Regions from separate parts of the Homo sapiens genome. Here all the other regions are linked to region 1. A link is a loop called in an ENCODE intact Hi-C map of the cell type or tissue named here. Cell type or tissue: PC-9. All regions are shown on one strand. Region 1 holds the start of LOC105375497 (a long non-coding RNA gene). Region 2 overlaps SMO (smoothened, frizzled class receptor). Region 3 holds the start of FLNC (filamin C).

Region 1 (8,000 bases):
GCCCACTGATGAATCCAGGAAGGGGTGGGGTCCCAGGGTGGTGACAGCCCGCTCTTGGCACCTCTGCCATTTGCTCACCTCCCTTTTTAAAAAAGAAGGGTGAATTTCAGGCTCAAAGCCTTGGTGGGCAAAAGTATCTGACAAGGATTTAACAACATTATAATTTTAATTATATTCATTTTTATGGTAATGTGGTCCTGGCAAGTCTAATTTTCCACTTACAGTGTGATATAAAACTCCTTTCTAAATCAAATTAAATTAATAAGTGAGTTAATTGGAAGGCAAATAGTAAATAAAATTACAGTTGGTAAGGGCAAGTGGCCAAAATGGCCAAGATCGCACAAGAGTGAGGGAAGACAGGGGGACTGGGGGACTGGGTCTTTTTACAAGAGCCAAATTTAGGCCCAGAGAGGCTATGTAACTTGCCCAAGACCACACGGCAAATAGCAACAGAGGCAGGAGAAGATCCAGGCTTTAGTGTCAGGCTTTTTTTTTTTTTTTTTTTTTTTTTTGAGACAAGGTCTCACTCTGTCACCCAGCCTGGAGTGCAGTGGTGAAAACACGGTTCACTGTAGCCTCAAACTCCTGGGCAATCCTCCCACCTCAGCCTCCGGAGTAGATGGAACTACAAGAGGCACCACGACCAGCTGATTTTAAATTTTTTGTGTAGAGACAAGATCTCTCTATGTTGCCCAGGCTGGTCTTGAACTCCTGGGCTCAAGTGATCCTCCTGCCTCAGCCTCCCAAATTGTCGGGGTCACAGGCTTCAGCTAGGGCTCCCAGCCTCGGGGCTTTTTCTTACTGTAATAAATATTTTAGATCCACCCTAGGGCAGTAAAGATTATTCTGACCCAGCCCTCTGGTCTCCCGCATCCCACCCCGGCAGCTCCCTATCCCATGACCCTCACCATCACAGTCAGGGCAGCAGTCGCCCCTGGCAGGGAAGGGGCACAGTGCAGGGGCACATGCCTTGGGCTCGCAGCTCACGCTGCCCTCCCAGCAAAGGCAGAGGTGGCAGGCAGCAGTGGGCGATGGGAAGCGCTCCCCGCTGGCAAACTCCTTCCCCTGGTACAGGCAGCCTGGGGAGAAGGGCAGGGGCTGGGGGGCCGTGGGGACTAGAGGGCTGTGGGGACTTGGTGGTCGTGGGGTTGAGGGGCGTGGAGGACGGGTGTCGTGGGGGCCGTGGGGGCTGGAGGTCGTGGGGGCTGGGGGTCCGTGAGGGCGGGGAGGCCGTGGGCTCCGTGGAGGCTGAGGTCCGTGGAGGATGGGTGTCGTGGGGGGCTGGGGGCCGTGGGGGATGGAGGGCCGTGCCGGCTGGCTCCCAGGCCATGCTGACCGGACACTACATTCCTAACAAGATCCCCGACGTGGGCGGAGCGGGCCTGGAGGAAGGGGACTGGGCAGGGCGCTCCGGGGCGGGGCGGGGCGGCAGGACGCGGGTGGCCGGGAGGGGCACCGCCAGGGCGTTACCGTCGCAGGAGGGGCAGCAAGGCCCCTGGCGCGGGTGCGCGCAGGGCGCGGGCGGGCAGGGCAGCCGCTGGCAGGACACGGAGCCGTCGAGGCAGAGGCAGCGGCGGCAGGGATCGCCGGGCGGGGAGAAGTACTCCTGGTGGCGGGCGTGGGCCGCGCCGGGCCGTGGGCAGCCGGCGGGGGCTGGGGCGGCTGCGGCGAGACAGCGCATCAAAGGGGCCCAGGAACAGGCCTCCGAGGGGACCCCCAGGGAGGAGCAGCCGAGGGGTGCGGCCCCTACCTGGGCACTGCGGGCAGCACTCTCCCGGCAGCAGGACAGGCTCTGGACAGGGCAGCGGCACGCAGCGGCGGGCCAGGCACTGCACGTTGCCGCTCTACGGACCGACAGACGCACCACGGGTCAGTGGGTTAGTTGGGGGAGGCCGAGGAGACCCCTCCCACCCAGTGCCACCAGGTCCCACCCCTCCCACCTGGGCGGGCCTCTCCTGGCCTCTGCAAGTCCCGCCTCCACTCCCCTGGGCGCCTCCCACCCAGGTGCAGACTCACCAGACAGCGACACAGACGGCAGGGGTCAGAGGGGTGGGGGAAGTCCGCTCCGCTGGGGTACTCTTTCCCGCCAAAGGCACAGCCTGGGGGAGGGAGGGGCTATAGCCTGGGAGAGGGCGACTGCCCCAGGGCGTGCTGCCTTCCGGGGGCCATGCCATCCCATCCCAGAAGGCCGCCCTGACCCGCCCACCTCACCGCTGCAGTCGTTCGGGCAGCAGGTCCCAGGCAGCGGGTGGGCACAGGGGGCCCTGGGGCAGGGGCGAGGCTGGCAGTGGGCATGGCCTTCCTGGCATCGGCACTCCTGGCAGGGGTCTCGGGGGTGGGAGAAGCTCTCGCCGTCCACAAACACCTCTTCCTCCAGGATGCAGTCTGGGCAGTGGATGGTGGGGGCAGGTATGAGGGCAAAGCCTGACAGTCCCTCCAGCCCTGGAGTCCAGAGCCGCCACACAAGTGCCCACTTGGAAGCTGACTCGAGGGGAAAGAGGAGGAAGTGGCCATGTGCACATGTGTGCAGGCATGTGTATCGTTGTGAGCACACACGAGTGTGCGTGCGCATTGGGGGTCATTCACCTGCAGGCAGATGTGTGTCTCTGAGGGGAAGAAGGGGAGTGCTTACACATGTGTGTACCTGTGTTTGACACACGCCCTCACACAGACTCTCTATGCGGGCAGGGACGTGTCCCATGCATCCCAGCACCCGGCCTCCTACGTGGCAGGCTCAAGTGCCTGCTCATGAACCTGTGTTATCCAGGTAGATACATGGGTTTACCTGGGGGGTAGGGGGGTGGGGGCCCTAGCGTGGTGGGGCGGGGGGCAGTAGTTACTAGAAGAGGAAATGGAGCATGGGAGGAGAGGGTGGTGTAGGTACAGGCAGGAATAAACAAATCTCTCTACTCTCCCTCCCACCCACACCCCGTGAGTTCCAGAGAGTTCTAAGCTCTGAAACAAGACTGAAACAATTCAGAAGGCCATTGCTTTCTAAGGTACCTGTTGGGCCCATGGGGCTGTGGGACAGCAGCCTCTGGGGCCCTGATCCCCTCAGGCCCAGTGAGTGCCCACATACCTGGGCACCTGGGGCAACACTGGCCTGGTCCACTCTGGGGCCTGGCACAGGTCGTGGGAGGGCAGTCAACCAAGGAGCATGTCACAGTTCCATCCTGCGAGAGAGCAGGGGAGAGAGCAATCGGGGCATGCCCAGGAGGGGCTCAGCAGGGCAGCAGCAAGGCTGGGCAGTTACCTGACAGTGGCAGGCATGGCAAGGGCTGTCTGCATCCGTGAAGTTCTGCCCATTGGCATACACTTGGCTGTGGTAGGTGCAGCTGTCACAGCTGGGGCAGCAGGCACCTGGGTGGGGCAGGCTGGTCAGGGTGAGCTGGGTAATGCAGGGGAAGAAAGCCAGGATCAGCCCAGGCACTCACCAGGGGGCTGGGTGGGGTGCTGGCAGGGGGCTGGGGGGCAGAGCACAGCCCCGCACTTGGGTACCCCATCTTGACAGACGCAGGCGGTGCAGGGCCGACCATCAGGCTCCCACTGGACTCCCTCAGCAAACTCCTCTCCATCCAGCTCACAGGCTGTAGTAAGGGGGCTGTCACATGGCAGCCTACACACCTCCCACCCATCCCTGTCCTTCCCAGGACACAGGGACCCCACCTTCGCCATCCCCGCTGACACTGTAGAATGGCTAGTGGACTTAGCAACCCGTACCCCGTCCTGGGAAGGAGCACCCTCCTTCTGCAGCCCTCAGAGGCAGCGCCCATAGCAGCTGCTCCTCCCCCTCTCACACACACCTGGGCAGAGCTGGCGGCCAGAGGCAGGCAGGGCACAGGGGGTGACTGGGCACTCCTGCTCCTCACAGGAGACCTCGCCAGCCTAGGAGGGAAGCAGGTGAGACACCCTGAAGGAATGAGGCAGATCTGGGTGTGAGCGGAGGGACCGCCTACCTGGCAGGAGCAGCGGACACAGAGGCCCCGCTCTTGGAGTCTGAAGGTCTCCTGGCTCTGATACTGGTGTCCCTGGTACTCACAGCCTGGATGGGATGACAGGGGCGTGGGGGTATAGGGCTGGAGGCAGAGGGGAAGCTTCACGTCACCCTGAGGTGTCCAACCCCCACCCTGACAAAGAAGACCCAGCCGAGTTCTCCAGGGCGCCCTGCCAGCAGCCCCCTGCCCCCCACAGCTATGCCACAGAAGCGCAGGCCCCAGCATGGTGCCAGTTTGCCATGAGAAGGTGTGGTGAGGACTCACTTTGGGAACAGGGTAACAGGGGCTTAGGTCCAAGAGAAGCAAATCCCCCACACCTACAGCCTCTCTGCAGCCAAGGCCTGCCCCTCCCGCAGAGACCCCGGCCCCCACTCACCATCGCAGACAGGGCAGCACTGCCCAGGGATCTTGCCTGGGTGTCTGCAGGGCACTGGCGGGCAGGGCAGAGGCTCACACTGGACACTCCCATTCTGCCAACAGGGCCTGGTCAGCACGCCAGAGGCAGGCCCCGGAGCCAGGCCCTCCCTGCCAGGCAGCCACACTCACAGCACAGCGGCAGTGCGAGCAGGGGTCCCCTGAGCCCACAGGCTCCCCGCTGCGGTGCTCCCGCCCGTTTAGGAAACAGCCTGTTGGGAAGGGGGGCCTTAGATGTTCCTCAGGGGCCCCTCCCCACCCTCTCCTGGCCTTCATGGGCCCCCGAGCAGGGCCACCCATCAATTTTCTCCAGGTTGCCCACCATGGTCAGGCCTCTGCCCTACCCACTGACTCACCATCACACACAGGGCAGCAGGTGCCTGGGAGGGGCCGGGCTGGGTATGGACACAGGCTGGCACATTCTCGCTGGCGGCACTGGATGTGACCCTCCTGGTGGGGAGAATGAACAGGGGAAGGGGCCGACAGGGCTCAACTGAGAGGTGGAAATGGCATTAGAATCCCAGCTATCCACTTATTAGATGTGTTTATGGGTTGAATTGTGTGTCCCCGCCCCCAAATCCATATGTTGAACTCCTCACCCCCAGCACCTCAGCCTGTTACACTATTTGGAAACAGGGTCATTGCAGATGTAATTAGTTAAGATGAGGTCATACTGGAGCAGGATGGGTCCCTAATTCAATATAACTAGTATCTTTTTTTTTTGAGATGATAAAAAAGACTTGCTGATAAAACAAGTTGCAGGTTTGCAGGTTGCAGGTTGAGATGGAGTTTTGCTCTTGTTGCCCAGGCTGGAATGCAATGGTGTGATCTCAGCTCACTGTAACCTCCACCTCCTGGGTTCAAGCGATTCTCCTGCCTCAGCCTCCCAAGTAGCTGGGATTACAGGCACGCACCACCATGCCCAGCTAATTTTTTATATTTTTAGTAGAGATGGGGTTTCACCATGTTGGCCAGGCTGGTCTCAAACTCCTGGCCTCAGGTGATCCACCTGTCTTGGTCTCCCAAAGTGCTGGGTTTACAGGTGTGAGCCACTGTTCCAGGCAATATCCTTCTAAAAAGGGGAAATTCACACACAGACACACACAGGGAGAATGGTATGGAAAAGAGAAGGCAGAGGTTCAGGTGCTGCAGAAGCCAAGGAATGCCAGAGTTCACTAGCAAATCACCAGAAGCGAGGGCAGAGGCTGGAGCAGATTCCTCCTCACAGTCCCAGAAGGAACCCTCCCACACCTTGATCTCACACTTCTGGCCTCCAGAACTGTGAGAGAATATATTTACATTGTTCAAGACACCCAGTATGCACTTATGCACTTTGTTACAGCAGCCCAGGAAACTCATACAGATACATAAACTAGCATGTCACTTAAGCTCTCTGTGACTCAGTTTACTCGTCTGAAAAAAAATGGACCTGAAAAAATAGTCCTGTTCTCATAGGCTTGTTGTGGGATGAAAGGAAACAAGGGGGCTGGTGTGGCATCTACCTCTAGAAGCTGGTACTTAGCATGGTGGCTACTGCCACTACCCCATGGCCTGACCCCAAAAGACCCCATGCCTTGAATTCACACCCACATCACTGGGCTCACTGCCTCCAGCCCCATCAGGGTCTGAGCAGCCAATGACTTCTCATGGGTGGGGAGAGGGAGGACGTGGTTGTGTCAGAGGCGTTTGAACCAAAGCAACTCCATCTTGAATAGGGGCTAGGTAAAATGAGGCTGAGACCTACTGGGCTGTATTCCCAGATGGTTAGGCATTCTAAGTCACAGGATGACAAAAGAGGTCGGCACAAAATACAGATCATAAAGACCTTGCTGATAGAACAGGTTGCAGCCAAAACCCACCAAAACCAAGATGGCAATGAGAGTGACCTCTGGTCGTCCTCACTGCTACACTCCCATCAGTGCCAAGACAGTTTACAAATGCCATGGCAATGTCAGGAAGTTACCCTATGTGGTCTAGAAGGGGGCATCATGAATAATCCACCCCTTGTTTAGCATATCATCAATAAATAACCATAAAAATGGGCAACCAGCAGCCCTCAGGGCTGCTCTGTCTATGGAGTAGCCATTCTTTTACTCCTTTACTTTCCTAATAAACTTGCTTTCACTTTATAGACTCACCCTGAATTTTTTCTTGTGCAAGATCCAAGAACCCTTTCTTGGGGTCTGGATCAGGACTCCTTTCCTGTAACATCTTTCTGGCGACCACTGAAGGGATGATAGTGCGGAAACCCCCGACCCAAAGGCTAATTTTTGGTAAGTGGTGGGGTCTGGTAATATCTTTCTGGTGAGCCATGGAAGGGACAATACTGAAGAAACCCCCCGACCAGAAGGAAATAGGCTGCAGCACTGACTGGCGGACTGTGGGTAAGTGGGGTGCATATACCCGGGTAAATAATGGGATTGGGTTAGAGGCCCAGCTTAGGGGAATTAGAGGCCTCTCTTAATAAAAGGCAAGGATGCTTGATGGACCTTGGGATAGAGGCCCAACTGGGGAGGGTTACAGTCCCTTCTAATATTTAGAGGGTTAGAGGCCCCTCTGGGTAAAATCCCTCCCGGTTAAGAATGGGTTTGGCACTACGGGATGTTAACTGCTATTCTCTTGGGATTAATCTGCCTTGTACTCTTTGCTGACGGCTATGGGTGACAGGATTAGGCAAGTACAGGATCGTGGGACATGCGGAGCTTTTTCCTCCCTAAAAGGGAAAACTTAAGAGCTAATAGGACTGCCAAAAAAGATCCCTCCATGGCCGGTCGCGGTGGCTCACACACCTGTAATCCCAGCACTTTGGGAGGCCGAGGAGGGCGGATCACGAGGTCAAGAGATTGAGACCATCCTGGCCAACACGGTGAAACTCCGTCTCTACTAAAAATACAAAAATTAGCTGGGCGTGGTGGCACACGCCTGTAGTCCCAGCTACTTGGGAGGCTGAGGCAGGAGAATCACTTGAAACCGGGAGGCAGAAGTTGCAGTGAGCTGAGATGGCGCCATTTCACTCCAGCCTGGCGACAGAGCAAGACTCCATCTCAAAAAAAAAAAAAAAAAAAAAAAAAATTCCCTTCTCTACCGATACACAGCCATCCAAACTTTTGAGCAATAGGTGGGTCTTTCTCTGGCCTCCCTGAGCACTTTGCCTTTCCCACTCTGCCTCAGGCAATGTGTCCCCCTGTGCCCTCCACTGCAAGCTGGGTGAATGAATAGTAATAATCACTGTTTATTTCCTCTGCAAAGTTTTGATTAATGGAAAAGAAGAATGTGTGAGCTAGTCTTAAGCTATAGTGAATCTGGTATGCTTTGTGTGTCTTTCTGTATTGTTCTGTCATAAAGAAAGGTACCTTAGAATAGAACACAGGCTTAGGACACCTGTAAGCCTGCTTTGCAAGACAGCCCAGCAAACTTGTCAGTTACAAACTTTGCTGCAAGTCCCTGAAAAATAACTGGATAAGGTTTCCCTTGTCTTGTATGTCCTTGGGAACTTGACCTTGTAACCACATGGCAGTACTTTCTCTTGGTCTCTGCCATCACAATGGTGACTTGGGTTCAGGGTTCAGCTCACAACTTAGAGGATGAGTC
Region 2 (8,000 bases), 320 kb after region 1:
TCCTGTCTCATGCTGCCATCCCATAGTAAGCCTCAGCATCTATTTAGCTCATTGTTGTTGGGTTTTCTTTGTAAACCTCAGTTTCCTCACCCTGAACTGCCAGCCTTCTGTTCAGTCACCTCTTTCCCCTCTTTTTGGCATAGTGTCTGGCCCTCTGATTTGTGCTTCGTTATCATGCTGTCCTAGTATGGTAATCACTAGCCACATGTGTTGAACTAGTCCAGCCTGGGTGCGGCGGCTCACTCCTGTAATCCCAGTACTTTGGGAGGCTGAGACGGACGGATCACTTGAGCTCAGAGTTCGAGACCAGCCTGAACAACATAGTGAAACCCCATCTCTACAAAAAATACAAAAGTTGCCTGGGCAGGGTGGCACATGCCTGTGGTCCTAGCTATGTGAGAGGCTGAGGTGGGAGGCTTGCTTGAGCCCAGGAGGTTGAGGCTGCAGTGAGCCATGATCTTGCCACTGCACTCCAGCCTGAGTGACAGAGTGAGACCCTGTCTCCAAAGAAAACAAGACAACAACAAAAAGAAACAAGTCCAAATTGAGATGTGTTGTAAAATGTGAAATACACACTGTATTAAAAAAAAAACTTAGTGGGAAAAAAATGTAAAATATCTCATTAATAATTTGTTACATGGATTACATGTTGAAATGATTTTATTTTGAATATATTAGGTTTGTAAAATATATTGATATTAGTTTTGCTTGTTTCTTTTAACTTTTTTTAAGTGGCCACTAGAAATTTGCCATATGTATGTGGCTCACATATTTCTATGGGAAGGCCGGCATGGTGGCTCACACCTGTAATCCCAGCACTTTGGGAGGCCGAGGTGGGCAGATCACCTGAGTTCAGGAGTTCAAGACCATCCTGGCCAACATGGTGAAACCCCATCTTTACAAAAATACAAAAATTAGCCGGCGTGATGGTAGGTGCCTGTGATCCCAGCTGCTTGGGAGGCTGAGGCAGGAGAATTGCTTGAACCTGGGAGGCGGAGTTTACAATGAGCCGAGATCACGCCATTGCACTCCAGCCTGGGCGACAGGGTTCCATCTCAAAAAAAAAATTATATGGATAGCGCTGTTCTTGAGTCTGTTTTATGTCTTTCCCATCAGAACAGCTTTGATCTGCCCCCTTCTTCAGGGGCAGCTGGGCCACGACCGAGGCTCCCTCTTCTCAAGTGTCTGTCTAGGCTCTGCCCTGGTCTTCTCACCATTTCTCCAGTGTCTCTAGCTCCCCAGGTTTTCATTTAGCACAGGGGTAATCAGACTTGGGACTCCAGAGCCTTAGGACCCTCCTCCCACTCACCCATCCTTCCCAGCAGGGCAGCCTCACCCCTGCTAATGTCTGAGGTCCCCCTTCTGTTCAGGAGTCATGACTCTGTTCTCCATCAAGAGCAACCACCCCGGGCTGCTGAGTGAGAAGGCTGCCAGCAAGATCAACGAGACCATGCTGCGCCTGGGTGAGTGGCCCCGGGGGACTTCGGTCTGAGGTCCTGGCCAGCCCAACACTGCACCCTCCTGGGGCTATGCGACCGGCAGGATGCAGTAAGTCAGTGGGACAAGTTAGCCATAGGGACAAGGACAAGGGGTGTGTGTAGGTGGTAGTGGTAGTGGCAGCTCAAAAGAAGGGGGTCTACTCGGGGGGAAGAATTCAGTCAAGTTCATGCCGGGACTGGTTCCTCCTGCCCACTACGTCCCACGTGGTCCCTCCCACAGTTGCTTCAAGTGCCCTTCTTATTTTATTTTAGAGAAAGCAGTTCTTGGACTGAGCCCAGCATGAGTTCACCCCAGCCCCAGCTGGGTGAACTTTGAGGCCCAGTGGGGCAGACTCTCTCCTCCCCACTGCTGCTGCGGGACTGGGCTTGGTAACGTCCTGTCCTGCCCCTGTCCTCCACAGGCATTTTTGGCTTCCTGGCCTTTGGCTTTGTGCTCATTACCTTCAGCTGCCACTTCTACGACTTCTTCAACCAGGCTGAGTGGGAGCGCAGCTTCCGGGACTATGTGCTGTGAGTGAGGGGCATGGAGGCGGCAGTGCTGGGAGCTGGAGCCAAGGCCATAAAGACACCCACCTCCACCCACCGGGCAGCAGGGATTTGCCAGGTCCCTGCTGCAGACAGCAGATTCAATGGATGGTGTCTGGGTGCATAAGGCATCAGTCTCCGTAGTTTCTCAAACGTGGCAAACAACCTTCGCATCCCTTCTCACCTCTGCCCTTCCCTCTCCACCCCCTTGGTTGCCCAGCTGGTGCATGTGTGACTGTTAAGCAGCCAGTTCAGCTTCGTCTTCTCTGACTGACACTAAGTTGCCCTCTAATTCTGTGTGCTCTCCTGCAGAGCCTGCTTTAGATCCTGGCACAGGACTAGTTACCTCTCTGTGATAGGTTAATGACCTGCTAATGTTGGCTAGTTTTTGCCTGTGCTTTTTTGTGTCATAATGAGGATGGATTGGAGAGAGTAAGACATTGCTACTGCTGAGAGAAGCGCAGTACCCACTGTTACAAGGACAGTCGCTAAAATGGATGCTAGTCCAAGCCCTGACTGCTTCAGGCTCTTCCGTAAAGGTTCCGGCTTCCAGTCTGGGATGCTTTAAACCACAGTGATGCCTGAGTCTCTGCCCCAGAGATTCAATTTAATTGTCTAGGGTGGGTCCCAGGCATCAGTAGCTATTAAAAGCTCCCCAGTTGATTCTAATGAGCACCCAGGGTTGAGATCAGTGCTGTGGAGCTTAGCCCTTTCTAAAGTTTTTGGATTGATTGTCTGAGTCTACCCAGTAGACTCAGAAAACCCCACCTGTAGTCCCAGCTACTTGGGAGGCTGAAGCAGGAGATTGCCTGAGCCCAGGAGTTGGAAGCTGCAGTGGGTTGTGATCACGCCACCGCACTCTAGCCTGGGTGACAGAGCAAGATCCTATCTCAAAAAAAGAGAGAGGAAAAGAAAGGAAAGCCTCACCTGTCTACGTTCCCTCACTGTAGATGTCAGGCCAATGTGACCATCGGGCTGCCCACCAAGCAGCCCATCCCTGACTGTGAGATCAAGAATCGCCCGAGCCTTCTGGTGGAGAAGATCAACCTGTTTGCCATGTTTGGAACTGGCATCGCCATGAGCACCTGGGTCTGGACCAAGGCCACGCTGCTCATCTGGAGGCGTACCTGGTGCAGGTGGGCATGGCAGCCAGCCCCTCCTGCCCTGCCCGCCTCACCCTCAGCCTTGGGACCCCATCTTTAGGTTTTGTCGGGTCCTGCCTCTAGCACAGCCTTGGTCAGTGGTTCACCGCTGCCCCCTGGTGGCACCTTCTGTCCTTGGGTGGCCTGATGCCTGGGCCTGGGCCTGGGCCAAGGGCAGAGCCAGCTGCCATCACCTTTTAAGAGCGGAGTGATTGGAGGGCTGGGCACACAGGAGCTCTGCATTCTGGCCCCACTTCTTTGCAGAGAAGGCCTCTACTCCTGAGTCCTTGAAGGACTTGAGGCCCTTGGGAGCCTCCTTCTCTGGAAAGAATGGCATCGCTGGCCCTTCCCAAGATTTGATGGGAAGTGGCAGCTTCTTCACGCTCCTTCCCTATCCCTTCTGCTCTCAGGTTGACTGGGCAGAGTGACGATGAGCCAAAGCGGATCAAGAAGAGCAAGATGATTGCCAAGGCCTTCTCTAAGCGGCACGAGCTCCTGCAGAACCCAGGCCAGGAGCTGTCCTTCAGCATGCACACTGTGTCCCACGACGGGCCCGTGGGTGAGCCTCACCCCTCCTCTACCGGAGCCGCCTGGCCCCGCGCTGCCCATGTGCTAGTCTCTCCCAGCCTGCTGGGGGCACACAGATTATTTGGAAGACCGACTGTGAGGAGCAAGGCGCTCCCTCCATCGCTCACACACCCATTCTTCCCCCGGCCCCTCCTACCCTCTGGGGGGCTCTCCCCTCTCTGTTTCTGCCCCTGGGTCTGCTTGCCGGTGCTTGGGTTCCAAGAAGACTCCCCTCCCTCTCCCTTCTCATAAATTCTCCAGTTGCTCTCCCTGGGCAAGAGTAAGTCAGGGTTCCAAGAACTGGATTTCTGGCCTCCAGTTAGGCCCTTTGGGGACGTGAGGCCCTTCTCTTCAGATTCTGAAGGGGTAGAGATCACCGTGGTTACAGGGTGAGCTTTCTCTGGTGAGCAGGAGGGACTGGCTGTGGGAAGATGAATGGCACTGACTATGGGAGGCACTGCCAGGGACCGGGAAGTCACTATTCCTTCTCCTTTCCTTCCTTCCATTCCCACAGCGGGCTTGGCCTTTGACCTCAATGAGCCCTCAGCTGATGTCTCCTCTGCCTGGGCCCAGCATGTCACCAAGATGGTGGCTCGGAGAGGAGCCATACTGCCCCAGGATATTTCTGTCACCCCTGTGGCAACTCCAGGTATGAGAGTTCAAGCTTCTGGAGGAAGGTGGGGGGAGCACAGAGGCTGGGGGCTTCTGGGACTGGAGTACAGGGGCTGTCGGAGGAGGAGGAAGAGGAAGGAAAGGCCCCAGAGGATCTGAAGAGTGGGGCTGAGGCTCTAAGAGTCTAGAGACCTGGGCCCCAGAACTAACAGGTTAAGTGCTCCCAGGGGAGCGGGGGTGGCATGGACAGAGCCAGGGCCCCAGGCTCGTGTTGTCTCTCCTCCTGTCAGTGCCCCCAGAGGAACAAGCCAACCTGTGGCTGGTTGAGGCAGAGATCTCCCCAGAGCTGCAGAAGCGCCTGGGCCGGAAGAAGAAGAGGAGGAAGAGGAAGAAGGAGGTGTGCCCGCTGGCGCCGCCCCCTGAGCTTCACCCCCCTGCCCCTGCCCCCAGTACCATTCCTCGACTGCCTCAGCTGCCCCGGCAGAAATGCCTGGTGGCTGCAGGTGCCTGGGGAGCTGGGGACTCTTGCCGACAGGGAGCGTGGACCCTGGTCTCCAACCCATTCTGCCCAGAGCCCAGTCCCCCTCAGGATCCATTTCTGCCCAGTGCACCGGCCCCCGTGGCATGGGCTCATGGCCGCCGACAGGGCCTGGGGCCTATTCACTCCCGCACCAACCTGATGGACACAGAACTCATGGATGCAGACTCGGACTTCTGAGCCTGCAGAGCAGGACCTGGGACAGGAAAGAGAGGAACCAATACCTTCAAGGCTCTTCTTCCTCACCGAGCATGCTTCCCTAGGATCCCGTCTTCCAGAGAACCTGTGGGCTGACTGCCCTCCGAAGAGAGTTCTGGATGTCTGGCTCAAAGCAGCAGGACTGTGGGAAAGAGCCTAACATCTCCATGGGGAGGCCTCACCCCAGGGACAGGGCCCTGGAGCTCAGGGTCCTTGTTTCTGCCCTGCCAGCTGCAGCCTGGTTGGCAGCATCTGCTCCATCGGGGCAGGGGGTATGCAGAGCTTGTGGTGGGGCAGGAACGGTGGAGGCAGAGGTGACAGTTCCCAGAGTGGGCTTTGGTGGCCAGGGAGGCAGCCTAGCCTATGTCTGGCAGATGAGGGCTGGCTGCCGTTTTCTGGGCTGATGGGTGCCCTTTCCTGGCAGTCTCAGTCCAAAAGTGTTGACTGTGTCATTAGTCCTTTGTCTAAGTAGGGCCAGGGCACCGTATTCCTCTCCCAGGTGTTTGTGGGGCTGGAAGGACCTGCTCCCACAGGGGCCATGTCCTCTCTTAATAGGTGGCACTACCCCAAACCCATCTTTTGTTCTCCTATATCCTCCTTCTTCTGTTCCATTTCAGTTCAGTTTCAGCGGTGCCAACCTCTTTGCGTTTCCTTTTTGTTGATGAGGACCCAGAGCTGCTGCACACACTCACCTCTAACCCCCTCCCCTCGCTGCTGGGCCCCATCTCCACAGGAGAGACTGGTTCAGCTCTAGGGCCTCAGTCTGGAGTGGGATAGGAGCAGTGAGTGACAAAGCCTCTGAAAGATGCATCATCTCTTCCTCACACCCATTTAGTGGGGGATGGGTCCTCTAGACTTGAGGGGCTACCCTGGGAAGCTGCCGTAGCTTCAGCCAGGCAAGAAAGCTTCCTTCAACCTGCATAGCCGGTGGGTGAGGAGATTCCCACCTTCCATAGCCTCCAAACATGTTCCCAAGGCCCCACTTTCAAGAATCAGACAGCAGGAAGCCATAGATGCTGGCTGGGTTCCAGGTTATGGGGAGAAGAAATACAGTCAATAAAAGGTTTTTGTATAAACTCTTGGTGTGTTTTTCCTTTTTTTTTTCTTTTTCTTTCTCTCTCTTTTTTTTTTTTTTAATTGAGATAAAAGTCTCACTCTATCCCCCAGGCTGGAGTGCAGTGACATGATATTGGCTCACTGCAACCTCCGTCTCCTGGGTTCAAGCAATTCTGCCTCAGCCTCCTGAGTAGCTGGGATTACAGGTGCCTGCCACCACACCCAGCTAATTTTTGTATTTTTAGTAAAGAGGGGGTTTCACCATGTTGGCCAGGCTGGTCTCGAACTCCTGACCTCAAGTGATCCACCCGCCTCGGGCTCCAAAGGGCTGGGATTACAGGCGTGAGCCACCGCGCCCAGCTAGTGCGTTCTTTCTTCTATGGGCTCCGATCCTGGCCTCCTTACCTTGTCTTGGTCCCAATCTTTTTGGTCTTCCCCATCTTCCCGAGGGTGCTCTGAAAGGCCAAGAGCTTTGTGCTAATGTGGCCACGGCTGACAGTCAGATGTCAGGCTGATGGCGCCCTCATGTGCTGGCTGTCCACCTGAGCCAGTCGGCTCTATATGAACAAAAGCTCTTCTGTGACCACGGCTGCCTCGCGGAGCAGTGATCACAAGATAATTGAGCACAGGCATGCAGCTTCCCCTGGGGTGATGGTGTCTGCCTGATGGGAGTGGAGATGGGCAGGACTCCTCGAGGCATTCCTGGACCTCATCTCTGGGGGCCTCTTTCTTCTACCAGGGACGTCCATTGGGCTAGACGCATTCTGATCCACAGCTTCCTCCCCTGGCCAGTCAGGGAAGCCTGTTAGCCCCACTTCCTCCAATGAGATAATCAGTAGAAGACTGGGAACTGGGGTGCAAGGGCTCAGGATTATGAGAGAAGGAGGTCTGTGTAGCAAAGGGGCTGGTGCCCACAGACCTGGCGGGTATTGTGGAGTACAGACCAGGCTTGTTTGGGGAGTACTCTTTTTTGTTGTTGAAATAGAGTTTCACTCTATTGCCCAGGCTGGAGTGCAGTGGCACAATCTCAGCTCACTGCAACCTCCGCCTCCTGGGTTCAAGAATTTCTCCTGCCTCAGCCTCCCGAGTAGCTGGGATTACAGACGTGTGCCACCATGCCCAGCTAATTTTTGTTTGTTTATTTATTTATTTATTTATTTATTTATTTATTTATTTTGAGAATGAGCCTTGCTCCATCGCCCAGGCTGGAGTGCAGTGGTGCCATCTCAGTTCACTGTAACCTCTGCCTCCCTGGTTCAAGCGATTCTTCTGCCTCAGCCCCCCAAGTAGCTGGGATTTCAGGCGCGCACTACCACACCCCACTAGTTTCTGTATTTTTAGTAGAGACAAGGTTTCTCCATGTTGGCCAGGCTGGTCCCAAACTCCTGACCTCAGGTGATCCGCCCGCCTTGGCCTCCTGAAGTGCTGGGATTACAGATGTGGGCCACTGCGCCCGGCCTAATTTTTTTTTTTTTTTTGAGACAGAGTCTCCCTGTCGCCCAGGCTGGAGTGCAGTGGCACAATCTCGGCTCACTGCAAGCTCTGCCTCCCTGGTTCATGCCATTCTCCTGCATCAGCCTCCCAAGTAGCTGGGACTACAGGTGCCCGCCACCACGCCCGGCTAATTTTTTGTATTTTTAGTAGAGACGGGGTTTCACCATGTTAGCCAGGATGGTCTCAATCTCCTGACCTCGTGATCTGCCCGCCACGGCCTCCCAAAGTGCTGGGATTACAGGCGTGAGCCACTGCGCCCAGCCAGGAGTAGTCTTTGAATGCTGCTCATGTGATGAGGACACCGCATTTTGACCATGGCCAGATTCCAGGAGAAGGGGAAAGGGAATACTAACCCACGGATTGTATTCC
Region 3 (8,000 bases), 60 kb before region 1:
TGGGAGGCTAAGGCAGGAGAATTGCTTGAACCTGGGAGACAGAGGTTGCGGTGAGCAGAGATCATGCCATTGCACTCCAGCCTGGGTAACAAGAGCAAAACTCCATCTCAAAAAAAAAAAAAAAAAAAAAAGAAAAAAGAAAAAGAAATACGTTCTCTAGCTCTTTCTCCTCACCCCAGGCCAGAGTCTGTTTGGGTGCCTCGGTTTCCCTGCTGTTCTATTCCCCAGGCCTGCAGCCTTTGGCTTGCCCTGAGTGCAGCTTTGCCTGGGCATCCCAGCTGGCTCCCTTAGGCTCTCCCTGACCACTCTGCCCCTGGTCCTGCCTACCCACCTGGTCACATTTCCCCCTGGCTGCTCTGGCTGGGGCTCTCCCTGTTTCTGCCTGGCTGACCCACCCTTTCCCTGGCAGGATCTGCCCTGTGGCCCAAATGGGCATGTTGCCCAGGGGGCTCCCTGGCACTATGGGGGAAGAGTCTCTCCTTCCCCTCTTATCATCTCAGTTGAGTCAGACTTGGGGGAGGGGGATACACAGTGTGAGTCACTGGGTACCCTTTTCCTGAGCTCAGCTTCATACCGAGGCGATGAGGCCAAACGGGCTGGTGACAGGGACACTGAGTCAGGGGCAGGGGCCCCGGTCTTACTCCTGGGCCTCTGGATTTGGGCCCTACATGAGGCTTTTCTATCTGTAAAGTCAAGCAATGGCTGGGAGGCACACACAACCCCCCGCCCCCCCGCAGGCTTCTCCTTCATTGGCCCGGGCAAGGTCCCTGCTTCCTCTCAGGCCGTCTCTGCACAAGCACACACACTTCCCTTCCCTGTCCACAGGTGGACAATGCCCTGGGCTAGGAGCCAGCCCTCGCAGGCCCTGTCAACAGCCTGCCACCAACTAGTCTAGAAAATTCTGTGAACACCAGATCAGTGGGTTTTGCCCTAATCACTGGCCTCAGTTTCCCCATTTACCTCTTCAGCCCGTGCGGGGTGTGGAGGGAGCATATTTCATTCCTGACAGTTTGGTGTGTTGGGTGTGGATGGAGAACTGTCGGCCCTCCCCGCCACCTTCCAGCGCGGCGGCACCGGGGGCCCAGGGGGTGGGCGCCCTCAACCCCGTCCCGCCGCCCGGGCGGCGCGGGGGAGGGGCGGCGGGGGCGGGGCGTCCTGTGCGGCGCGGCCCCCACCCGCGGGCCGGGCGGCATTCCTGGGAGGCCGGCGCTCTGACGTGGACCCGGGGGCCGCGGGCGCGGCGGGGGGGCGGCGGTCCGGGGGCTTCTTAAACCCCCCGCCCCGGCCCAGCCCGCCCTTCCCGAGCACCGCTCCGGCCCTGGAGGGAGAGAGAGCCAGAGAGCGGCCGAGCGCCTAGGAGGCCCGCCGAGCCTCGCCGAGCCCCGCCAGCCCCGGCGCGAGAGAAGTTGGAGAGGAGAGCAGCGCAGCGCAGCGAGTCCCGTGGTCGCGCCCCAACAGCGCCCGACAGCCCCCGATAGCCCAAACCGCGGCCCTAGCCCCGGCCGCACCCCCAGCCCGCGCCAGCATGATGAACAACAGCGGCTACTCAGACGCCGGCCTCGGCCTGGGCGATGAGACAGACGAGATGCCGTCCACGGAGAAGGACCTGGCGGAGGACGCGCCGTGGAAGAAGATCCAGCAGAACACATTCACGCGCTGGTGCAATGAGCACCTCAAGTGCGTGGGCAAGCGCCTGACCGACCTGCAGCGCGACCTCAGCGACGGGCTCCGGCTCATCGCGCTGCTCGAGGTGCTCAGCCAGAAGCGCATGTACCGCAAGTTCCATCCGCGCCCCAACTTCCGCCAAATGAAGCTGGAGAACGTGTCCGTGGCCCTCGAGTTCCTCGAGCGCGAGCACATCAAGCTCGTGTCCATAGGTCAGTGCCGGGGGCGAGGGCACGGGCGCTGCGGGGATAGGGTCGTCCCATGGGGCAGGGGCACAGGTGCGGGGTGGGCGCGCGGGGAGCTGAGAGACAGGGCGGAGGGCACCCCCCGGTATAGAGAGAAGACCCTGGCCCCGGCCCTCCCACCCATCGACAAGGGCCATGGGCACTGCCTGCACACCCCTCTGGGGACAGCGAGCACTCCCTGGGTGCCCCGGGGAGTCCAGGCCTTAGGGTTTGCGAGCCCTCCAGCTGCCGCCTCCCCATGCACATTCCCACCTCCCGCCTCGGCTCACCGTTCCCTTTCCTTCCATCGGGCAACCCTAGCCCACACTCGGGAGGACAGAACCAGTGCCTGTCACTGATTCCTGGGGGCATCTCCCCGCCCCCAACAAAACAAGTGGCTTCCCAGCTTCACAGCCCCTCCGCGGGCTGGGAGAGGGCTGAAGACAGGTCCCCAACCACTGCCCGCGTCTGCGGGCTCTGGGGCCGAGGGGAGCTGGCGCGGGAGGCCCTCTTCGTGCATGTGCTCAGCAGCTGGGTTCAGGCCCGGGGGCCAGGACAGGCAGGGCCCAGCCTCAGAAACCTAAAAAGGCACTGAGCGAGCGCGGGGAGACTTAACCCCTGTCTGTCCTCCTCCTGCTTCAGCCTGCGGTGGAGGGGGCTTCCGCAAGTCCAGGCCCTGCCCCAGCCCACCCCCTACCGCGGGATTGGCTGCAGCTAACGGTCTGGGCTGCGGGGAGGGAGGGAAAGGCCTGTGGAAGGGAGGAAGTCTTTGAGTGTAACCAGATTTGGAAGGTGTGTAGTGCAGGGTGGGGGCGGGGAGGCACTCTAGTCTTGGGAGCAGAGACGCCAAGGGTGGGCTTGGAGTGGCAGGAGGCTGTCCTGCCCTCAGAGTCCTGCAGTCATCCCTGAGGCTGGGGGCCTGGGGAAGATCCCCCCGCCCACCCCTGTGGAGAGCTCTTAAGAACCCTGCTGGGATTTGCAGGACGAGGTCCTTGGACGGTGCACCCCACGGCCCCAGGAGGGGAGTTTCATGTGGGGCCAGGTGGGCCCCACACAGGATGTTCCCTGAGATTTCTCCAGATGACTTGATGTCTGTCAGCCCCACTCTCCCTTGGGGCCATCTCTAGGCCTCCTGATATAGCAGCTGAGGTCAGCCCAGGGCCCTTTGCCCCGTCCAGTCCCCTCCCTAGCCCTTACCCCCTCCTGCCCCAATACTGCCCCCCCACCCCACCCGCCTGCCCTGTCCTGGAAATAGCCCTGCCTCCGTGACACAGCAGATGTCTCTGAGCTTTCCAGAAGGACAAGGCTGAGGGCAGGGGGTGGGGGAGGGAGCCTGGAGTGTGTAGTGAGACTGAGGGCTACGTGATGGAGGCTGAGGGGTCAGAGAGGAGTCAGTCCTGGGCCGGCATCCTCAGCAGGCTGGGTTTTGAAAGGCAGGACTGACTGTACCAGGTGGGGTCTGGGGGAAGAGCCGGAGGCTTCGGCAAGACATATAGGAAACCGCTCAGCCTTCCCCTCCCCTCCAGTCTGCGGGGGCTCTCGGCCCCTCTCCAGGCCTCGTCCTTCCTGAGCACACCTCTCCCCTCCCCCGTGGCGGTGCCTGGCTCCAGCCCCCTTGGCTCAGCAGAGGAGGGGCTGGCTCAGAGCAGAGGGGAAGAAGCAAAAGCTGGTTTGAGGGTGGGAGGGAAGCTCCCTGGTTCCCGCTGGGAGGAAGGGGAGGCAGTCCCCATTTGGGCCAAGTGGCTCACTGGCGCTGATGAGATAAGCTGTCAGCAATTCAGCTGCCGGCCCCAGGCTGAGGCTGGAGGGGAGGGGACACCGGCAGCGACCAGCTGGGGCGCCCCACCATGAGGAGGTTCAAAGGGGCTGCCCACGAGGCAGGGGCATCCTGCTTCTGCTAGCTCCCCTACTCCATTTAGTGGTGGAAAGGGGCTATCCATGGGGCCACCTTCTGAGTATTGTCTCAGCACCGAAATCGAGCATCTGGGCACCTCAGGGGGTGTCAGAAAGACTCCCCACTTCTCTTTCCAGGAGGGAAGTCAGGGTCTGGAGTAGCAGCTGGGATCCAAGCCCACCTGAAGAAGGGGCACTGAGCCCAGGTTAAAGGAGCTGTGCCCTTCATATCCTCACCACCTTGTCCTGGCCCCCCGTTGCCCCTCGTTCCCTCCGAACAAAGAGGCCTATGAGGCAGCTCTGTCTCGCAGCTGTTCCCCAGTTGCTATTCCTTCTCCTGGAGCCAACAACCAAGGGAGGGGCGGGAGGGGGCAGCAGCTGTCCCAGCACCTCCCTAGGCCCAGCCCTCTCCTCCCCCTCCATTTGAGGCCTGGGGTGGCCTCGGGAACTAGCTGTCTGGCTCCTCCCACTCCTTTGGGGGTATCCCTAGGCAGATGGAGAAGTGGCTTGGTGAGCCCTGGTGGCGCTGAGCTCCTCTCCTCTGCCTGGCCTCCGAGAGGGAGGAGGGAGAGGGAGGTCATTGCTTCCAGAGTGGGACTTGGGGCCCCACTGCCCTTCTCCTGCCCCAAGCCTGGACCACTTGCTGTCTGGCCCAGGGCCAGTTGCTGGGGAGAAACTTCCCTCTCCAGCAAATATGAATGACCACCCTCCCCATATACACACCGCCCCCCCCAACCCCTGCAGCCTCAAGGCTTCCTGCCCAGGGGTCTGGCTCCAGTTTGCAAGAAGTACTTCTGGGCGTGTGAGCTTTGGAGGCTGTCGGGGTTGTGAGAGGCTGGGGGCACTGGGGCATCCAGACTGTGTGAAAGTGTTGGAGCCTGTGTGTTTGAGAGAAAGCACCGGGAGGCAGGGAGTGAGTGTGTCATGGAATCTGAAAGCTGCCAAACCATTGTGCTGCAGTGGAGCCAGGGGAAGGGGGTGGGCTGGGGAGCTGCTGGGGAAGGAAGGATGAATCAGTGACAGGGTGGGGGAGCCCAGGCGGCCAGAGCCCCAGCCAGAGGGACAGGGAGACTGAGGCACCCCTCCCGGGGCAGGTGGGAGTGGGGCAGGGGATGCCCTGGATTTCCCAGGCTCTCGGTCTCCTAACACTTTCCCCAAGACCTGGGGAAGGGTGGAGGGGAGAAGATGTGTAAGGGGAAGGCTCCACTCCACCCTCTCCCATCTCTCGGGCAACATCAGTAAACAAGACTGTCTTCCACCCCCTTCCAGCCTCCTGAAAGCAGTGCTTTGGGAAGCTGATAGATTTCAGAACTTCATTGCCCTTTACAAGTAAGCTGAATTCCAAAGATCTATCTACATGCTAGGCCACCCCAGGCTTCTGGATATTTCTTTCTGATTGTTAAGGGGGATCTAGGCGCCCCCCCCCCCCAAATCTTGAGGAACCAGTTCTGGCTCAAAGGATTCCTCAAAGGAGGTGATGGGTGGAGTGTGTCAGCTCCTGAGGCTGGAGTCCCTCTGGCCCCCAGCCTTTGACAACATGACTTTCAAGACTTAACTGAGAATGTACTGGACCCCACCCACCCACCCCTGCCCCACTATCAGAACCCCTTGGTTTCTAAAGCCCTTTCTGGCATTCGGGGTAGAGTGTGAGTGGAAACTTGTCCTACCCCACTCCAATTTCAGTTCTTAAAATATTCATTCAACCAATATTTATTGAGACCTTACTATGTTTAAGACCTTCATTGTAGAAAGATAAAACCTAGTGTCTAGAGTGAAAAAAACCAGACCAAAAAAAAAGAGAGTATATACTGTGTGATTCCATTTATATAACACTCTAGGAAATACAAAGTAATCTATCGTGACAGAGAGCAGATCAGTTGTTGCTTGGGATGGAGGGACAAGGACGGCAGGAGGGAGGGCTCACAAAGGGGTGTGTGCAAGGAAACTTTGGGGAGTGATGGATGGTACCTTCGTTATTCTCCATCTGTGGTGACGGCTTCGTGATATATCCATAGTGTCAAAGCTTCTCAAACTTCATTCTCTAGCATGTGCAGTTTGCTGTATGTCAATCATAGCTCAGTAGAACTGTTAACAAAACAAAAAGGCTCTGCCCTGGGAGCCTTACAATCCCACAAGGCCAGAAAGAAACCAGGTAATTACATAGACAGGAGGCAGACTCACTTGCTGTAGCTGAGGTGAGGGTACCTTCCAGAACCACAGGAACACAGAGAAGCAGCCTTCTGACCGGAAGGGCCCCATAAAGAACTTGGCATCTGAGTGGGGCCTCGCAGGAGGGAGAGGGTCAGGTAGGCAGAGACTAGAGGCCTGACCCCAGAGCTCTGGCCCGAGGAGCTGCGCAGGTGAGGGAGGGTGCTCTGGGGCAGTGGAGGGTGGGGCGCCCCTGAGCCCGTCTGTGCCCTCCCCTCTGCAGACAGCAAGGCCATCGTGGATGGGAACCTGAAGCTGATCCTGGGCCTGATCTGGACGCTGATCCTGCACTACTCCATCTCCATGCCCATGTGGGAGGATGAAGATGATGAGGATGCCCGCAAACAGACGCCCAAGCAGCGGCTGCTTGGCTGGATCCAGAACAAGGTGCCCCAGCTGCCCATCACCAACTTCAACCGTGACTGGCAGGACGGCAAAGCTCTGGGCGCCCTGGTGGACAACTGCGCCCCCGGTGAGTGGGCCAGTGAGCACAGCATGGAGCCCTTAGCTCCCAAAGACAGAGGGGACAAGCTGGGGCTGCCAAGGCGTGTGGTTGTCAGAATGCACACCCTGGGGCCTGGGGGCCAGGATCCCCTGCAGGGTTTGTCCTCCTCCAGCTGTGGCTCTCCGCTGGCTGGTGGCAGGCCCTACCTGATGAGTGTGCCAGATTCCGCAGAGGCAGGAAGAGGTTTAAAACCCCTCATTTTACAGACAAGGACACTATGGCCCAGAGAGGGCTGGTGACTTATCCAAGATCACACAGCTTATCTGTGGCAGAACCACCTAGAGCCCAGGGCCTGGACTCCCTGCCCCATGAATTTTTTACTGTGCCACGAGGCACTATTCCTGCCGAGCTGAGAGAGAGGCAGTGTGGTGACCAGGACTTGTAGCAAGACCAGGAGTTAGATCCAGAGAAGGCTCTTCTCTGGGAGACCCTGGGATGACTTTGAGAAGGGGTTGAGGCTCAGGATGATGTGGGATGAGGCCAGTGGGGCACTGCCTGGTGGCAGGTGAGCCAGCCTTGCCCCTTCTCCGTGTAGGTCCTGGCCTGGTCAAGTGGGGACAGCTCAGGGGCCATGAAAAAAGCTGAGGCATCACTGGCTAGAGCGTACCCCATGGACAGCTCCCTTTCTGCCCCTCATCTCCTGAAAAGATAGGTTTTCTCCAGGAGTCACAGCCCCTCGGGAGAATCCTCCTCCACCCTGGGGTCAGCCGGGGAGCAGAGGGTGGGAGGCGGGGGCACAGCCTCCTGGGAAGCATTCCCAGCTGCTGAGCCATGGCCCATAACTGGTGTGGCTGCCAGCAGTGAGCTCAGCTGTTCCAGCCAGTCATGGATTCCAGCCTTGAGCCGGCCCCCTCCCCGAAACGGTGTGCCGTCCCCCTCCTCCAGCTCTGGCCTAAACCAAGCGCCCCTTCACCTGCACCGTTCATAGGAGTGATCTGGGGCTGCCTCAGCGTCCTTCCTGTTAGGAAGGCAGGGCTCCTGAGGGCTGCAGAGGAGAAGTCATTCTCTCCTCACAGGCCCTTTAATGCCTCAGTTTCCCCAAGTGAGCAGTTAGAAGGAATAGGGAGTCTCATACCCTAAGACTGGTGTGGAAAGCGTTTGGAGTTCTAGAGCTTCGGGGCAGCTGTGAGGAGGCCTTCTAGGGGGGATGGGTCAGGGGCATATGTGGGACAGGCACTCTGACCTCCTCTGCCCACCCCTGAGAAAGCTGAATGAGGCAAGAGATAGCGAGAGGGGGTACCCTCCCAGGGTTTGGGGTTCAAGGTCTGAGCTGGGGCCTGGGCAGGCAGGAGGCCGGCCAGCAGGGCTGGTGCCAGGCTGCGTCAGCCAGGGCAGAAAGGCTTCATTGTTGGTGGTGGAGAGGGCTGTCCTGCTCCTACGTGGTGAGGGGCCTCGAAGCTGATGGGGTCAGCAGGAACCTGGCTGGTCAAGGCCTAGAGCTGGTGGGAAGGGGTGTAAAGCCACAGCCTCTGAGGGTGTTGGGTGAACAAATGCCCTGCATCCTG

The links. A loop is a pair of places that touch in the nucleus more often than their neighbours do. Peaks named below come from ENCODE experiments on the same cell type or tissue, not always from the same donor. Only the 100,000 strongest peaks of a DNase experiment are listed, where the experiment ranks them.
Region 2: it touches region 1 in a loop (5-fold over the local background); 17 of 110 quality-filtered maps call a loop at or near these places.
Region 3: it touches region 1 in a loop (2.9-fold over the local background); 17 of 110 quality-filtered maps call a loop at or near these places.

The regions. Positions count from the first base shown.
Region 1 is chr7:128,889,435-128,897,434 of GRCh38, forward strand. KCP (kielin cysteine rich BMP regulator) reads right to left here. Exons shown (of 40, transcript NM_001366122.1): 9 at 4,766-4,859; 10 at 4,542-4,621; 11 at 4,372-4,465; 12 at 3,957-4,042; 13 at 3,804-3,885; 14 at 3,435-3,587; 15 at 3,254-3,360; 16 at 3,080-3,173; 17 at 2,212-2,385; 18 at 2,017-2,099; 19 at 1,751-1,844; 20 at 1,471-1,662; 21 at 909-1,079. It overlaps LOC105375497 (a long non-coding RNA gene), which reads left to right and starts at 1,795. Exons shown (of 4, transcript XR_927958.2): 1 at 1,795-1,869; 2 at 6,542-6,682. RefSeq lists enhancers at 508-1,098, 1,099-1,688, 1,689-2,279, 3,229-4,429. In PC-9, no CTCF peak of the experiment used is centred here; DNase peaks (open chromatin) are centred at 1,427, 1,947, 3,317 and 3,897; H3K4me3 peaks cover 3,969 bases; H3K27ac peaks cover 4,633 bases.
Region 2 is chr7:129,207,389-129,215,388 of GRCh38, forward strand. SMO (smoothened, frizzled class receptor) reads left to right here. Exons shown (of 12, transcript NM_005631.5): 7 at 1,371-1,463; 8 at 1,901-2,009; 9 at 2,975-3,160; 10 at 3,577-3,725; 11 at 4,248-4,382; 12 at 4,636-6,157. The coding sequence ends at 5,063. Among named protein-coding and RNA genes, the nearest start is that of AHCYL2, 14 kb to the right of the region's middle. In PC-9, CTCF peaks have their summits at 3,272 (motif pointing left) and 3,471; no DNase peak of the experiment used is centred here.
Region 3 is chr7:128,829,113-128,837,112 of GRCh38, forward strand. It overlaps FLNC (filamin C), which reads left to right and starts at 1,294. Exons shown (of 48, transcript NM_001458.5): 1 at 1,294-1,877; 2 at 6,214-6,462. The coding sequence starts at 1,526. RefSeq lists a silencer at 1,350-1,511 and an enhancer at 4,360-5,003. In PC-9, no CTCF peak of the experiment used is centred here; no DNase peak of the experiment used is centred here; H3K4me3 peaks cover 992 bases.